Regions from separate parts of the Homo sapiens genome. Here region 2 is linked to region 1. Evidence: chromatin loops called from intact Hi-C (ENCODE). Cell type or tissue: mammary epithelial cell. All regions are shown on one strand. Each heading gives the region's core, and the rest is flanking DNA. Links, peaks and the distances in the headings are about the cores only. Region 1 holds the start of LINC02967 (long intergenic non-protein coding RNA 2967). Region 2 has its middle 100 kb from the start of LINC01721.

Region 1 (8,724 bases), core at 299-8,298:
TAGACTGGGGAAGTTCTCCTGGATAATATCCTGGAGAGTGTTTTCCAACTTGTTTTCATTCTCCCCGTCACTTTCAGGTACAGCAATCAGACGTAGATTTGGTCTTTTCACATAGTCCCATATTTCTTGGAGGTGTTGTTTGTTTCTTTTTATTCTTTTTTCTCTAAACTTTCCTTCTCACTTCATTTCATTCATTTCATCTTCCATCACTGATACCCTTTCTTCCAGTTGATTCCATCAGCTCCTGAGGCTTCTGCATTCTTCATGTAGTTCTCGAGCCTTTGCTTTCAGCTCCATCAGCTCCTTTAAGGACTTCTCTGCATTGGTTATTCTAGATATCCATTCGTCTATTTTTTTTCAAAGTTTTTAACTTCTTTGCCATTGGTTTGAATTTCCTCCTGTAGGTCAGAGTAGTTTGATCGTCTGAAGCCTTCTTCTCTCATCTCGTCAAAGTCATTCTCCATCCAGCTTTGTTCCATTGCTGGTGAGGAGCTGTGTTCCTTTGGAGGAGGAGAGGCGCTCTGCTTTTTAGAGTTTCCAGTTTTTCTGCTCTGTTTTTTCCCCATCTTTGTGGTTTTATCTACTTTTGTCTTTGATGATGGTGATGTACAGATGGGTTTTTGGTGTGGATGTCCTTTCTGTTTGTTAGTTTTCCTTCTAACAGACAGGACCCTCAGCTGCAGGTCTGCTAGAGTTTGCTAGAGTTCCACTCCAGACCCTGTTTGCCTGGGTATCAGCAGCGGTGGCTGCAGAACAGTGGTGGCTGTAGAACAGCGGATATTGGTGAACTGCAAATGCTGCTGCCTGATCGTTCCTCTGGAAGTTTTGTCTCAGAGGAGTACCCGGCCGTGTGAGGTGTCAGTCTGCCCCTACTGGGGGGTGCTTCCCAGTTAGGCTGCTTGGGGGTCGGGGGTCAGGGACCCACTTGAGGAGGCAGTCTGCCCGTTCTCATATCTCCAGCTTCATGCTGGGAGAACCACTGCTCTCTTCAAAGCTGTCAGACAGGGACATTTAAGTCTGCAGAGATTACTGCTGTCTTTTTGTATGTCTGTGCCCTGCCCCCCAGAGGTGGAGCCTACAGAGGCAGGAAGGCCTCCTTGAGCTGTGTTGGGCTCCACCCAGTTCGAGCTTCCCAGCTGCTTTGTTTACCTAATCAAGCCTGGGCAATGGCAAGCGCCCCTCCCCCAGCCTTGCTACCACCTTGCAGTTTGATCTCAGACTGCTGTGCTAGCAATCAGTGAGACTCCGCAGGCATAGGACCCTCCGAGCCATGTGCGGGATATAATCTCCTGGTGTGCCATTTTTTTAAGCCTGTTGGAAAAGTGCAGTATTAGGGTGGGAGTGACCCGATTTTCCAGGTGCCGTCTGTCACCCCTTTCTCTGACTAGGAAAGGGAACTCCCTGACCCCTTGCACTTCCCGAGTGAGGCAGTGCCTCACCTTGCTTTGGCTCTCGCAGAGTGTGCTGCACCCACTGTCCTGCTCCCACTGTCTGGCACTCCCTAGTGAGATGAACCCGGTACCTCAGATGGAAATGCAGAAATCACCCATCTTCTGCATCGCTCACGCTGGGAGCTGTAGACTGGAGCTGTTTCTCAAGGCTGAGTTTCTTTCCCAGGGCTCCCCTTCCCTTGCCTCTTTGGGGGTACCCCTCTGATTGCTGCAGCTAACAAACAGGTCGGTGTTTCGCCGGGCCTGACGTTCATTCTCTTTGCAATTTTCCTTACAGCTTACTGCATCCCTGTTTACAAACACCTGGTTAGCTACTTCTAATAACTGTGATGTATTCATCCTTGCAAACCCATCCTGTTTCTGCAGTTTTCTTCTAATGTCTTCAGTGCTTTGACTAACTAAAGCCATGTTAATCATGCACTGATTTTCAGGGCTATCAGGATCAAAGGGAGTATGCATACGATAGGCCTCACACAATCTCTCGTAGAATTGTGCTGGACTTTCTTCTTTTCCCTGAATGACCTCAGAGACCTTGTTAACATTTGTGGCCTTCTGGGATCCCCTCTTTAATCCTTCCAAGAGAGCTTCCCTGTATCAGTTTAGCCTTTGCATATCCTCTCTTTCATTTGGGTCCCACTGGGGTTCGGTTCCTGGTAACTGGGTCCTTACATACTCTTGGGGATTTTGGTAATCAGCCAGTGCACGTTCCTCTAGCCACTTAGTTGCTGCTTGGAGCACTCTCCACCTTACATCTGTGTTAAAGAGGAACATGAGCAGCTGGTGGCAATCAGCCCAAGTGGGGTTATGGGTCTGGATAATAGTTTGGAGCAAATCAGTTAGAGCTTGTGGCTTTTCAGTATAGGACGGGGTATTGTTTTTCCAGTTGAGAAGGTCGGCAGAGGTGAAGGGCTGGTATGCAAAAACATGCCTCTCCACAACATGACCATCCTCATCTATCCCAGTATACTGCTGCTCTCTCAGGAGCATTTGTATCCCAGTTTTGGGTCTTAAATGAGCTGCCAAGGGAGGAGTTTCTCCGGAGGCTTCAACTCCTCTCTTGTTTACTCTGGGTGGCCTAAGGATATGTTTGTTTTGTGGAGGTGCAAGCACTGTGGGCTCAAGAGTGGGGAGCCTCTTTCTCTGGTAAGGGGAGGGCACCACTGGGATCACTGGTGCCATCTCCTGCAATGGATCTTCTGATGTTGGGTTGAACAGAACTTCGGGAGTTGATTTCCCTTGGCAGGTGGAGCGGGATCCTTCCTTGGCTATCTGTCCCTTTGCTACTAGCACTGCTGCTGCCTGCCCTTTTAGCCACTGTGGGGGGTCTAGCACCAGCTGTAACCAAGTGTCTATGTACGGGAACTGGTCTGAGTGTCCTGACTTACCAGTTACCATGTGCCATACCTTAGAAACAAGGGATCTGTCCAGGCTTCCTTCTGATGGCCAACCTACTTCTAATGTTGGCCAATCTATTTCACACAAAGTTCTAAGTTTCTCTGATGTCATAGTAACCCCATAGTGTCCATTAAATCCCTTCTTAAAATTTTTCAACATAGTTCCTAGTGGAGTGAGCTTACTTTGTGTCTGACCCATGTTTCCTCGAGACAAAACACCAAGCTCATACCACGCACACCACAGAACAAAGAACGGGTTAAAAGGGCACAAACACACTTTTTCAGTTTACACCAAACAGAATCAAAACCAAAATCAGAGCATCCAGAAATCCAAGCCAGGTCAAAACCAAAACCAAAGTATCAAGCAATTCAAGTCAAGTCAAAAACAAAAACCAAAATGCCAGTACAGGCACACCATGGGTGATCAGGCCACGCTTCCACTCAAATGGAGTGGGGCAAGTTCCAAAGACCAGTCTTACCAAGTTTCAGATGTCCAGACTTAAAGTGCCAGTTCCTTCCTGGTGTTCAGCCACTGCGTTGATCCTCCATGGGGGCCTGCCATACACTGCTCTGATGAGGCGTTCCACAGGGGCAAGTGCCTACCCGGGAACGCTCTCAGGATCCACGTCGCTCGAGCTGGCCGGAGTCCCCCGCAGGGATGCTCCACAGGGCAGGCCTAAGCTGCCTAAGGGGCTGACTCGACCATCCAGTAATCACCTCGCTTCCCGGTCAGGGAACCAAGAAATGTAGCAGGATGAGCCGCAGACAAAACTCCTCAGACCCGGATTAAAGAAGGAAGAGAAGGAAGAGGTTTTTATTCGGCTGGTAGCATCGGCAGACTCAAGTCTTAAGAGCTGAGCTCCCCGAAAAAGAAATTCCTAGCCCTTTTAAGGGCTTACAACTCTAAGGGGTCCACGTGAAAGGGTCATGATAGATCAAGTAAGTGTGAGGAACGTGACTAGGGGCTACATACATCAGCTAACAGAACAAAAAGTTTTGCAGTGCTTTCTCATACAATGTCTGGAATTTACAGATAACACCAGTAGTTTTGGTCAGGGGTTAATATTATTATTATTGTTTTAACCACCAGGGCCAGGTGGCGGCGCCAAGGTCGTCTAGCTATTTATCTTACTTCTGTTTCTTTCCAACTTTTTGCTTTCTCCCTTTTCTACTGTCTTATAAACTAGGGAAAAGGGGAGGTGGGGAAGCTGGGAAGGACAACAGGAGAAGTGGTGGTCTCATTCCATAAGAACACTTAAGATCCTATGTAGCAATGTTCAAGCAGGTGTACACTGTCACTAACTAGAGTCACCACGTTGTACAACAGATCTCTTGAACCAGCTGTGTCTTCATTGAATCCTATCATTTTACAGACAAGGAAACGGGCATGCAGAGAGCAAGAAGTTGCCAGAAGTTACGCAAGGCTGGGGATCAGGCCCCGGCAGCATGGTCCTGGCTCCTGGGTCCTCAAGGCTGTCCGCCTTGTGGGCAAGGACCACTCAGGCCCCTGCTGGGCCCAGGCCTGGGATTGAGTGACCCGTGAACTCTGCCTGCAGACGCCAACTTGCCAGTGGGGTGGGGGTGGCCTCTGGCTGTGGCCTGCGTGTGCCAGGAGACAGAAGGGCATCGCTGATCCAGGAGTGTGCACAAAGTGTGCAGGGCAGGAGTGAGGTGGTCTCAGGAGTCTCATGTGTGCATGAGAGAGACTTTTTCTGTGCAAAAACAATGTATGAAAGAAACACAAAACCTCCTGGGGCAGATTTCCAGAGAAAGAGAGGAGTCAGGGGGAGGTGGCGTTCACTACCTTTCTGTTCTGTTTGCACTCGACTTCTAAAAGTCAGTGGTGGTTTTCTTGCTGCTGGGCTGGAAGATCTTTTTCGGTCTGTGTTTCTCCATGAAGAATGCAATTCAATTTCTCCAGACTGTTGCGAGCCGAAGGAGAGCGTCGGCCACAGGGTGGCGCTGTGATCCCAGCCATGAGCACGGCCCGGCCTGAGCGCATTTTCCAGCTTTCCGTAGGCCCCGGCTGGCTTCCCTCTTCAGCTGTGAGACCTTGGCAGCGCCCCCGCCCCCCTCCCCTGTGCCGGGACCTGCCCCAGTCCCTAGCCTGCTCCGCAGCGGCGGTGGGGACCTCAGTCGCCCTGAGCCCTTTCCGGGAAAATGCAATTTGGGGCATGAGACAGGGCCTCTAAACCGCAAGGCCTTCTGCGATTTCAGTTATGAGTCCGTGGGGAAAATCCTGCAAATAAATCTCCCAGGCTTGGCAGGCCCCTCACCCACCCACCGGGCCTCTGGCGTGGAGAATCTCGGCGTTTGGGGGTTGGAGGGTTCCACTTAACTTAGCTGCACGGGTCACTGCAAAGCTTAGTCCTGGAGCCACCATCCCTTCCATCATTCTCAGACCTTCTGAGGCCAGGGATCGGGACCACGTGGTGGGGGCCTGTGGCCACCAGGTCTGGGATGCTAGCTGGGGGATCCGAGGGTGGGGCCTGGCATCATGGAAGGCTCTTCCTTCACATATCTGGAGTGGCGCTGGCTGCTGGCTGGATCTCGGTGGGCTGGGGTGGGAACGCCTCCACGTGGCCTGCCTGGTGGCCACCTGGGCTTCCTCACAGCCTGGTGGCCGGGCTCTGAGCATGAGAGTTCCCTGGAGCAGCAAGTGGAAGTCATCCTTTTTTATGACTTAGCCTCGAAAGTCACCTAGTATCACTTTTGCCAGAATTGCAGACCCGCTCAGATTCAAGAGATGGGAAACCAAGCAGACCCCACCTCTTGGTGGGACAGTGTCAGGTCCTATCACCAGAAAGCAGATGGGAGGGACGTACTGGTGTGGCACCTTTGGAACGTCATCTGCTCAAGTGTGTCCAGAGAGAATTAAAGTCTAAGCCTCCCAGGAGGGCTCTCGGTTCTTCGGAGAAATGCCATTTCCAGCCTCTCTAGCCCTCACCATTCCCCACTTGCTGGCCACTGGCAACTCTCACCCCTGATACTGACCCAGCCACAGAGCTGCTGCTCACCTGTGTCAGCTGCAGCTCCTCCATGCTGAAAAACAAAGCCAACCAAAACTGGAGAACCCAACTGGAATGGTTTTAAACAGTAAAGGGATTTCTGAAACTCCTACCTGGAGAATCTAGCAGTAAGTGAGCTTCATGAACCTGCGCAGGGGCCGCCTGCTTCCCGCAATGCTGGGCACAGCTGGGGCAGTGGAGACTGTGGTCCTGCAGTGCCCGGTGCAGGAGGGGCCGGCCCATTCCAGCTCATGCAGCGATTCTTCTTGGCCCACTTTGGTTCAGTTGCTTTAGAGGTGGGCAGGGATGGAAGGTGGCTCAGTCAGCGTCTTGTGAAAGACTTATGTTCTATCATTGTGGGAGAAAAGTATCTACCCCTCTCTCTGTCCCACTTTCCCTCCCATGGATATGTATGAAGCTGTGTGTAGCCCCTAAGCTGCTGACAGCCTTTTTGGTACACAGGGGCAGCCAGGCTCAGGAGAAGCTGGAAGGGGGAGAATTGTAGAGACTCAGTCATGACAAACCCCTAGATCGAGCCCACCCTGAAACTCACTTACCACTAGATTTTCCAGGTAGGAGTTCCCATAAATCCCCTTACTGTTTAAGATGATTCCAGTTGAGTTTTCCGGTTTTGCTTTCAGCATGGAGGGACTGTAACTGACACAGATGAGAAGCAGCTCTGTGGCTGGGTCAGTATCAGGGGTGCAAGTTGCCAGTGGCCAGATCATCAGGAACGGGGGAGGGTTGGAGAGCCTGGAAATGATATTTACTGGAAGAACTGAGAGCCTTTCCCAGGTGATGGAAGACAGGATTGAAGGTTAGAGCTGATGACAGGGGTTATGCATGGTCAGTTCTGAGCAGGCAAAGGTGGGGTTGGTCCTTGGAGGCAGATGAACCTGCCTTGCTGTGCCCAGCACTGTGGTGTTCACCCAGGGATGACTTTCAGGTCTTGTGTGGCTTCCCTGCTACCTACAGTGGCCAGTAGAAAGACTAAGTTTGAATTTCAGATAAACAACACAAAAATATTTAGCATAAATATGTCCTATATATTGCATAGGATGCGCTTATACTAAAAATCATTCATGATCTGAAATTCAAATTTAACTGAGCATCCTGTGTCTTTATCTGTGAAATCTGTCAGCCTACCTTTCGGTAGCCTGGAGAACTTTATAGAAGGTTGAAGTGGCTGGCTCTTTATGTGGGCTTCTGTCTTGTGGAGTTGGGGAGCTCACAGCTTGGAGCCCTGGGGGGCCAGCCTGACCACCATGGCCAGCCTGTGGGTTCGGGCTTGGTCACCAGCAAGGGAAGCACCTGGTATCGGCAGGACAGCACTCCTATTGCCCTTTGCGCCTTGGCCCCTCATGGCTTGCACGCACGAAGCGCTCTCAGGGGCCCTGATGTCACACTCAGCAGTGTGGGGTCTGCATTCTGGCCCTGGCCAGTGGGCTCATTGGAGAGTTTATCAGGGCTGGCTGCTGGCATTAAGCTCCTACTGGGGGTTTTGAAGGCTGCAGTGGTTTCTCCCTTGAACTCCAGGTGGGAGTCGGGAGATAGCAGATCTGTCTGCAGAGCTCTCGGTGCCTGCCTAAGTGTTGACTGAGGCCCAGGCTGGATCCAAAAGGCTCACCCCTGGAGGGGAGGACAGACATCGCTTAGACAGGGATGAACCTGTCTGCAGAATCTGCAGGGAGCTGGGGATGGAGTTGCTCACTTGACCTGAGGCTGCTTGGTGGACTCGGTGCACCACTCAGGCCCCACAGCAGGACTCAGATGCTCACCCCCCAGCTGCCTCTCTGGAGTTGCCCTTGGCAGAAAAGAGCCACTTACCACAAAGTCACGCCCTTTGTAAGGGCTGCTGTGGCTCATGGCAGGACATCTGTGCAGGCCCATCGCAGCCCGGGTTCCCACCACCCGCGTCTCCCAGGCTCCTGCTCAGAGCGCCTTCTCCTTTGACCACTGGGTGCTCACATGTAACAAGTGGGACACACAGTCTCCGTAGAAGGGGTATTTAAGTTGGATTGTGATGCTGGTGTAAGAGTTTTCTTGGAAGGGAAAGAGGGGTGAAAGCAGAGGGACAGCGTGAGCAGAGGTGTGGCCTGTGGCATGGGGTGCTCCTTGTTAGGGCACTGAGGCAGCTCACTGTGGCTGGAGCAGGGTCTGGGGGGTTCTGCTGCCCATCAGACATCATGTGGTCCCCCATGGGTCTCTGGTCACTTCTTGGAGTTTCCTGACCCCAGAACGGTTTGCTCCAAGGGAAGAAGTTGGTTCTGCAGTCATCAGCAGGGCCACATGTCCAGTGGCTCACCCTGCAGATGGACATGTGACCTGTTTCCTGGCACTGAGAGAACCGAGGGCTGTCTGTGGATCTGGACTCCGTGTCCACCCTAAGACGACCCCACCCTGCCCTGCTGAGAGCACCTCCAGCTACAGCCCTCAGATGGTTTCATAGCCTAGAACTAGTAGCCTCTCCCCCAAGGACGGGACCTGGAAATCTGGGAAAGCCTTGGGAGAGGCCGAGACCTGAGGACAGGGGAGGCGCAGGGCAGGGAGCTGAGGCCTGAGGACGGGTGGGGAAGGAGCAGGGCAGGGAGCTGAGGCCTGAGGATGGGAGGGGAAGGTGCAGGGCAGGGAGCTGCTGGCACTGGGGCCTCAGGGGAACCCTGGGGGCTGGCAATGGCTGAGGGAGGCAGCTCTCTGACCCTCTACCCTCTTCATGTCTTTCTGACCAAAGCTGGGAAAGGTTCCTCACTTTTGAGAACTCACATGATAAGATTTAGGCTCCACCTGGATGATCCAAGCCAATCTCCTGTCTCAAGGCACACAGTCACAGGTTCCAGGGTTAGGAGGGGCATCGCTGGGGGCTGCAGGGCT
Region 2 (8,724 bases), core at 136-8,135, 620 kb after region 1:
GGCCATACTGAAGAAGAATAACAAAATCAGGGCCAATTCCCATTACCATTACCTAATTCCAAGACTCACTATAGAGCTACAGTACTCAAGATAGCATGGTGTTGGTGAAAGTATAGACATGTAGATCAATGGAACAGAGTAGACAACCCAGAAATAGATCCACACAAATACTTTCAACTGATCGTTAGCAAAAGAGCAAAGGCAATTCAATGAAGAAAGAAGAATTTTTTTAAAAAAATAGTGCTGGAAAATTTGAATATCCATATTAAAAAATAATTGAGCCTAGACACAGACCTTACACTTTTCACAAACATTAACTCAAAATCAACTGTAGACCTAAATGTAAAGTGCAAAGATATAAAACTTCCAGAAGAAACCATAGCAGAAAGTCTATGTGATATATTGGGTGATGAATTTTTAGATACAAAACGAAAACATAATGCATGAAAGAAAAATTGATAAATTGGACTTGATTAAAATTTAAAAGTCTCTGCTCTGTGAAAGAAACAATTAAAAGAATGAAAATACAAACCACAGACTGGGAGAAAATATTTGCAAAAAACACATCTGATAAAGAATTTATATCCAAATATAAAAAGAGCTTGTAAAATTCATCAATAAGACCCCGATTTTTAAAAATGGGCAAAAGACCTGATGGAGTACCTTATCAAATATGATATACAGATGACAAACACACAGAAAGATGCCCAGCATTATTTGTCACTGGGGAATTACAAATTAAAACAACAGTGAGACACTAATATACCTATTATTACTGGAATGCTAAGATCTAAAAAACCAATAAAACCAACTGATGATAAGAATGTAGAGCAACAAGAACTCTCACTCATTCTGATGGGAATGCAGTAAGCTTGTCAGTTTCTTACAAAGCTAGATTGTCTTACCATATGATTCAGCAATTGCAGTTTTAGGTATTTACCCAGATTATTTGAAAATCATGTCCACGCAAAAATCTGAATGTGAATGTTTCTAGCAACTTTATTCATAGTCACCAAAAGGGAGAAGTAACCAAGATGTTCTTCCAAAGATAAATTAATGAATAAACAAAGTGATATAGTCATACAATGAAATATTATTTAGTAATACAAATAAATGAGCTATTAAGCCATGAAAAGACATATGAGAACCTTAACCAGATATTGCTAAATGAAGGAAGCCAGTTTGAAAAGAGTATACACTCTATGATTCTAAGTATATGACTTTTTGGAAAGGCAAAACTATAGAGACAGTGGAAAGATCAGTGATTTCCATGGATTCAGAGGGAGGAAGAGAGGGTTAAACAGGTGAAGCACAGGGGAATTTTAGGGTGCTGGAACTATTCTGTATGATGGTATCATGGTGGATACATGATATATGTATTTGTCAAAATCCATTGATCATTATAGCACAAAGAGTGAAACTTAATATATGCAAATTAAAACAACAACAATAGCAAAACAATATTCTTTAGAAGTTTGGGGGAATCCCAGGATGGAATGCAGAAGATGACAAAATGATATAATACAAGAAAGAAAAAAGAAAGGAAGGAAGAAGGGAAGGAAGGAAGGAGGAGAAGGAGGAGGAAGAGGAATAAGGAAGGAAGGAAGGGAGGGAAAGATAAGTGGCTTGTATGAGGCACAGCTGATATGATTGGAAATCTAGTTGTAGGTCCCCGTGTGAAGGCCTCAGAGGGATCCGCAATGCCGTCCTTGAGGGAGGAAGCCAACCGCTCTACCAGTCACATTGGGGTTTTCCTTCCTCCTCCTCCTTCAACCCTGAAGCTGTGAATATCTGCTAGCACAGGAGGTGGAGCTAAGAAATCAGAGAAGCTGACAATGCCAGCCTCTCTACTCCGGGCATTCACTGTCAGGGCCAGACTGGGAGCAGAAGAAAGCCTGAAACCGAGGGCCTTGATGGGATTGGGGGCTAATGGAGAGCTCAGTTAATGTATTTGGTATCTGGACCTTATTGGGTCCAGCTCATGCAACACAAGGGCCAAACAAGGAGACAGGCAATACCACCAGATAATAAAATCTAGAGCCAGGGAGAACTGAGGCAAGGGCTACATGGTGGGATTTTGGTGGAGTGGTCGAGGGGCCCATCTGCAAAGAATGTCTGAGGAGATACCTAAGTGAAGTATACACAGCTGAGGCTCTCCAAGAAGCCTCCCAAAGCAGAGGGGATAACCACTGCAAACCCCCTGAAGTGAGATGAAATATTTGTATTTAAGGCAAGGCTGGAAGACAGAATCCCCAGTCTCTCCACACAGCCAGAACACACTAGCAGAGAGGAGAGGGAGGGAAGGAGTGGAGTTGGCCAAGTAGCCAGAGTCGGGCTCACAAAGCATATTCCAGGCATGGTGTGGTATTGGACTTTATTCCACCAGTGATGAGAAGCTACTGGAAGTAGGGGTTCAAGAGTCAAGTTTTCCAAATCAAAATTAAATTTAGGCTTTGGCTTTCTTCAAATAAAGACCAGGATCATTAACAATTCACAATGCTCATTGAAAATATAGGGTAAAATCATTTTAAAAACATTAATTAACCCTAATCTCAGATTTGCATGTCTTACCTGGAACCAGGCAGGTCCTAGATAGATTTGAACATGATGTTCATGTAGGTGTTGTTGGTCCTATGGCTGAGAACGGCAACATTCTCCAGATCCTTTCCAGGGTAGGATGGGCTCTGGTTGAGTGTGGGCTCCTGGCATGATTTGCCTTTTGTCCTGCATGGTGGCCTGAGTCCCAGGTACTGACCCCATGCTGGCAATGCATCTGACAAGCACATTCATCCTAAGTCAACAAAGGCTCCAGAAATCCAGCCCACTCATTGCCTCACTGGGTTCCTACGCTCACTTCCATGGAGACATCAATCATGAAGATGGTGAGCTGCAGGGTGCTGTCAGGATCAACTGTTTCTCTCTCTCTCTCTTTCTCTCTGTCTGTCTCTTCACCTCAATTTTGGTCCCTAAATTTATGACCCTATATTGATATGTAAAGCTGGTTGTTCATGCAGCCAAGCTCCTTTATTGTAAAATCACGGAAATTGAATTTTAGCATGGAATGAAAAAGATAATTCAAAGCACTATGCCTATGCAGCTGGTACCCGGCATCTCTCCCAGCCGCACTCAGAATTCTTCTTGTCCTCTTCCTCCTTTTACTTCTCTTCCATAGATGTAGTGTTCACTCTATACCAAATTTCTGGGAGAAATTCAGTTCTTGTCCTAACAAGTTGAGCAACTAGACACTCAGGAAGAAGAAGGTCATAGAGGATGCTCCGACCTTATTAAAGGTCAAAGGAATTTAGATGACATGAAGTTCGCTGAAGGCACGACCCCTTACGGACCGGAGGAAGGAGGCAGAATTCACCACTCCCTTGGTGAGGACAGGAAGACACCCGCTCCGAAGCACAGTGCATTTGCAGAACATGGAGACAGGTTCCACTCACTCCTGGCCACACACTCCTCTTCTTGAGTATCTAGAGAAAGGAATCTCATCCTCTGTGAAAACCAACTCTTCCCTCCAAGCAGTAGTAAAGCATATTTAATATAGTGAGTCTATAGATCTCAGCACACAGACACAAAATCAGCCCTCACCTCAGCTCATGCCCAGCCCTAGTGATGATTTGCAAATGTAATATTAACAACACTGTCAATAATACTGCAAATAATAACATTGACATTTATGGAGCTTTTGCTTTGTGCAGACAGCACACTTTCCTTCATGTAATTATCTCTGCAAATCCCCACAGTGACACCGTGAGGCTGGATGTCTTAGTGTCATCCTCCTTGGACAGAAGTAGCCAATGCTCCTGAAAGTTAAGTAGCGTCTTCAAAGGCACGCAGCCACGTAGCAGGTGACTGCCTGCTCTAAAGGTGGAGCCCCCACGCCACATGGAGTGCCCACTCTGCGCCCACTGCCTGCAGCGGTGAGCTGATGGCCAGCAGGTAACTTTTGCCTCAATGATCTGGAGAAGGCAGGAAGGCACGTGAATTAGAGCATGAGCTCTGCTTAGAAAGACACGGGTTCAGATTCCACTGCTGCTCAGCGCTTGGCCAAGTTACGTCTCTTTGAAGCCTCAATATTTTTTGTCTTTAAAATGGGGATAAGAATGCCACCTTCCTGTGGCTCTGAAGAGTATTAAAAGGTGTGTTTCATATGAAGTGCTTGGTGCTTGAGGTGATGGATTTTCCAATTACCCAGATTTGATCATTACACATTGTATGCTTGTATCAAAATATCACATGGACCTTATAAACATGTCTATTATGCATCTATATATATTTTTAAAATGGCTGCCTTTACTAAAGGAGGGTTCATGAGTAATTTTATGCCGTGATGGGTAGAGGTACCATTAACTCCCCGCTTCCCCTCCTGCTGGGGAGGAGTAGGGTCTGCAGTGGATGCAGCAACACCTTTCCTTATGTTCAGATGTCATTGTCAGAACAGCCTCTCTAGTTGCCAGGTGTCATTCTCATGCAAAGCCATTCCTTGCCCTCCTTGCTTTCCTACTTTATCCTACCGCCTGGGGACACCCCTCGTGGGGGCACCCCTCTTCTCCAGCCCTGTTGACACTGGGCTGGCTTCTCTTATGATTTTGTTTGGACATGGAGCTTCTTCATCAATCTCTTCTCCCCTTGCCCAAGGGACTCTTCACCACCTGAACTGCTACCAGTTTCCTGTTAATGATCTCCCCCATTCAGCTCAGTTCACTGCACTGCCAGCATGGGAAAAGGATGGAAGTGCCACTCCTGGGAGCTAGGGCTGAGGTTACACACACTGTCAGCAACTTTATTAAATTATTCACTCTATATGCAGAAGAAGGAAACTCTGTTAAGGATACATATTCATTTATTTAAAACTATATTTTGGAGGTTCTGTGGTTATCTGGAAGTTTTCTTAGTCTCTGGTGATATAGCACTTCTAAATGAAATGATGACTGGCCTCTCCTGCGTGGAAACAGGCATGGAGCTGTGGCCTTGGTGCCCTCTGACTCTTCTTGAAAAGCCTTGGGGTCCTATTTCATTCTCTGAAGAACTTCAAAGCCCTCTTCAAGTGTTTCGGGATTTTGGGATGAGGAGCACAGTCATTATTTCTGTTTTGAGGCTCCCACTCACAACACACTTTTTTGTTCCCTACCATCTAGCCAGAATTGATGCTCAGTGCCTTCCGGGTTTGCCACAAAAACAAAGAGAAAAGGACAAAACCAACCAAAACTGATTTCTAACATGCACACACTTACACTCAATGTCCCAGTGAGAATAGGAGCAATCAAAGAGTTTCTATTTCAGAAAAGTAATCAACTTCGAATTGACAACTGGGCATTCCTAGCCTAAACAACTGCCTTAGCCACCTCACCACCACAAACCCTCATTCATCCAGTGAAAGTAAATAATCCATCTTTAAACACAGGTGACATTTATATTGACAAATGTTGCCATTTTCCAATTGAGAAACTGAGGCCCAGAGCCATGAAATGATTGAAAGAAAACCACGAACTTAAACGGCAGAATTAGTTGCTTCTTCTTCCCAGCTCAATGCCCTCTCTGTTGAGCAGCGGGAGCCCAGCTCTCCTGAACACATGCAGGTCAGGCAGATCGTCTGGCGGGCACTGTGGGGGCATCAGGATGTGCAGGTGTACTAACATCAGACACCAGGACCCGAGGATGCCTCATTTGCAATGGGTCAGCCTGAATCATATTTGCAACATGTCTATCACAGGCTTATCAAGACTTTGTGAACTGAGCAAACACCAGACAGCTCAGCATGAAGTAAAGCATGTTGTACCCCATAGGCCAAACATCAGAAAATAAGTAGACATGGCACCAGGCCACGGGGCCTTGGTGTGTATCACGAATGAATGACACAACATTTGAGAAGGATCTTCTTCAAATCATAAAATCACTGAAACATAATGGAATCACTTTTCATAGATTCCTAGAAAACATAGTGATATTCCAATTCAATATATTGGTGGCTAGTAATAAAAAGACAAACACCCTGTGGAGATTTACAGAGCTAGTTACAAGTAGACCTAGACATTGTACTCAGGTGTATTCACTGTATTGCTCAATATTATCATTATTGGAGAAAAAGTGACAGAGGCCTTAATTATAACTTAGCTCCAAATCAATTCAACTCCAAATGAATTTAAGATTCAACTGCCTAAAACTATAATTATCTTTTTTGAAAAGAAATGAGAGAGATGACCTTTAGACTGGTGTATGAGAAGTTCCATGGGCCCTTTCTTAAGTAAAATAATCATAACTGATGAAAATTGTGTGTACAAAAACATTTAAAGTGATGGAAGCTGTTATTAGTGATACGGCAAAGAAAGAAATGTTTATTCAAGAAAATTCTATTAAATCACAGTCAGAATAACAAGAGTCTCTGCATTTAAGCCATTAACTATGCCCCTCCTCCTTCTTCCAGCTCAGTATTGACGGAAGTTCTACTCGAGGTGGGTGCAGCTAAGAATACAGGAGTCCCTCTCCCACTAGCTCCCAGGCTAGGGCTATGGTATCTTCCCGGGACAACCAGGACACCAGCATTTCTCATCACTCCAGATCTGTTTACAGAATCTCTATCCTAGGCAAGAATGGCTGAGAAGCTGGGGCCTCTTTTCCTCCACCTAGCCCCCACTGATAGCAGGCCAGAATTAGTATAGTTGCAATTGCCTCAACTCACTTGTAGGGTAGAGGTTCCCCACCAGGAGAGGCAAGCCAAGAAGACCTGAGGCTTCTGACCCCGACCTAGTACCCTGTTCATAAAGCAGAGGTATCTCTCTGAGAGAAAGGGCCCACTGTCTCTCTTCTCAGTTGTGGAAAAGTGGCTCATAGGCTTTTATTAGTCGGGGGAAGGCAAGCCATTAGAATGTTCTGAAGGTAACTGGCTTTATTTGGAAGAGTGTGTAGGGGAAGTTCAAGTCTAAGGGCACTGTAAAAAACACTAGAGATTTCATGGTAAGCTATTAAGAAGACTCTAATAGATTGAGGATGGAAACATATTAAAGCATAGACCAGCTAGAAGTTTCCCAAAGAGAACCAGGGAAAGAGACAACAGAATTTTCTAGGGTTGGGAACAAACCTCAAAAGACTAGCCTCAAAAACCACTTTTGCAAAGGAGCCCAAATTTGAACGAAAGAGTCTGTAGAGCAATTTATGTGCCTGGTCACTGTTGAAAACAATACAGCAATCAGTTGGCAATTAGAGGAGTCTTACAACAGGGTGTGATACCCAGAGAAGAAATTAGCTTAGCAGAAAGACAAGAAAAAGACAGAAAAGGACCATGAAAGAAAACCACCAAAATTTCATGGTGGCTTTACGCATGCCCATGGCTGTGCCCTTTGAAGACTGACATTAGAGGCTATGTATGGTAGAAATAGACTTCACTAAAATAGTTCAACCATGTTATCAAACATGTCAATAAACAAACAACAACAACAAACCCTGGAGAGTGGGGAGGAGTCAGTATTCATGGCTGTTACAATATATCATTTTAAATTCATAATTTTTCTACAAAAAAGTGCAAAACACAAAAAAGAAGAAAGTGTGACCTATACATGGAAAAAACAAAACAGAGAATCAAAGCTGCCTTTGAGAGGGCACAGATATAATATTTAGAAAACAAAGAATTTAAAGCAGTTATTATAAAAATTAACTCAGAATTACAAACTGAAATTTAAGAGCTAAAATTCTAACACTCGTAGAAGAAAATGTAGGTGTAAATCTTTGTTATCTTGAGATAGGCAAGGTCTTCTTGGATATGACACAAAAATCACAAACAGCAAAAGAAATACAACAAATTAAATATTATCAAAATTAAAAAAAACTTTTCTACATCCAAGAAATTAAAAAGACAATAGACAAAACTTTAAAAAAACCTATTTTAAAATAATATATATATGAGACTTGTATCAAGAATATATAAAGAACTCTTCCAACTCAATGATAAAAAGACAAATAACTAAATTAAAAATTGGCAAAGATTTGAACAGTCTGCAAAGAATATACAGACGGCCAAAAAGGACATAGAAAGATGGATGGCAGTCTCCATCGAGGCAATGTGAATCAAAACCGCAGTGAGATCTCACTGCATAACTATCATGGTGGCTTTACAAAAATGAACACGCAAGTGTTGGTGAGGATGTAGATACCCTGGAGCCTTCATAGGCTGCCAGTGGGAATGTAAAATGGTGCAGCTGCTTTGCAAAAAGTCCAGTCATTCTGTAAAAGGTTAAATGTAGAAGTCTTCTATGACCCATCCTATGACCTACTTTTAGTTATATGCCCAAGAGAAATAAAAATATTTGCCAACACAAAATCGTGTACATGAGTGTTCATAGCAACATTATTCATAATAGTGAAAAAGTGAAAAATACCTAAGTGTCTATCAACTGATAATCAATCCATGAAATGTAGTATATGCATACAATCAAATATTATTCAGCAACTCAATGAAATGAAGTCCTGACACATGCTACACCTGAGTAACTTGAAAACATTATGCTAAATGATAGAAGCCAGTATCCAGTCACAAAAGAAAACATACCATATGATTCCATATAAATGAAATGTGCAGCATAGGCAAATCTGTAGAAGTAGAAAGAAGAGTGATGATGTCTAGGTTGTGGGAGAATTGGGAATAATTGGGAGGGATTGCTAACGGGTATGGGGTTCTTTTTGCAGTGATGAACATGTTCTAAACTTGAATCTGGTGGTAGTTGC

The links. A loop is a pair of places that touch in the nucleus more often than their neighbours do. Peaks named below come from ENCODE experiments on the same cell type or tissue, not always from the same donor. Only the 100,000 strongest peaks of a DNase experiment are listed, where the experiment ranks them.
Region 2: it touches region 1 in a loop (13-fold over the local background); 12 of 110 quality-filtered maps call a loop at or near these places.

Annotation. Positions count from the first base shown.
Region 1 is chr20:24,914,595-24,923,318 of GRCh38, reverse strand. It overlaps LINC02967 (long intergenic non-protein coding RNA 2967), which reads right to left and starts at 4,755. Exons shown (of 3, transcript XR_001754563.2): 1 at 3,325-4,755. RefSeq lists enhancers at 4,185-4,818, 5,085-5,154 and a silencer at 4,875-4,934. In mammary epithelial cell, for the core only: a CTCF peak has its summit at 4,798 (motif pointing right); no DNase peak of the experiment used is centred there; H3K27me3 peaks cover 152 bases.
Region 2 is chr20:24,298,621-24,307,344 of GRCh38, reverse strand. No RefSeq gene overlaps it. Among named protein-coding and RNA genes, the nearest start is that of LINC01721, 100 kb to the right of the region's middle. In mammary epithelial cell, for the core only: a CTCF peak has its summit at 3,742; no DNase peak of the experiment used is centred there.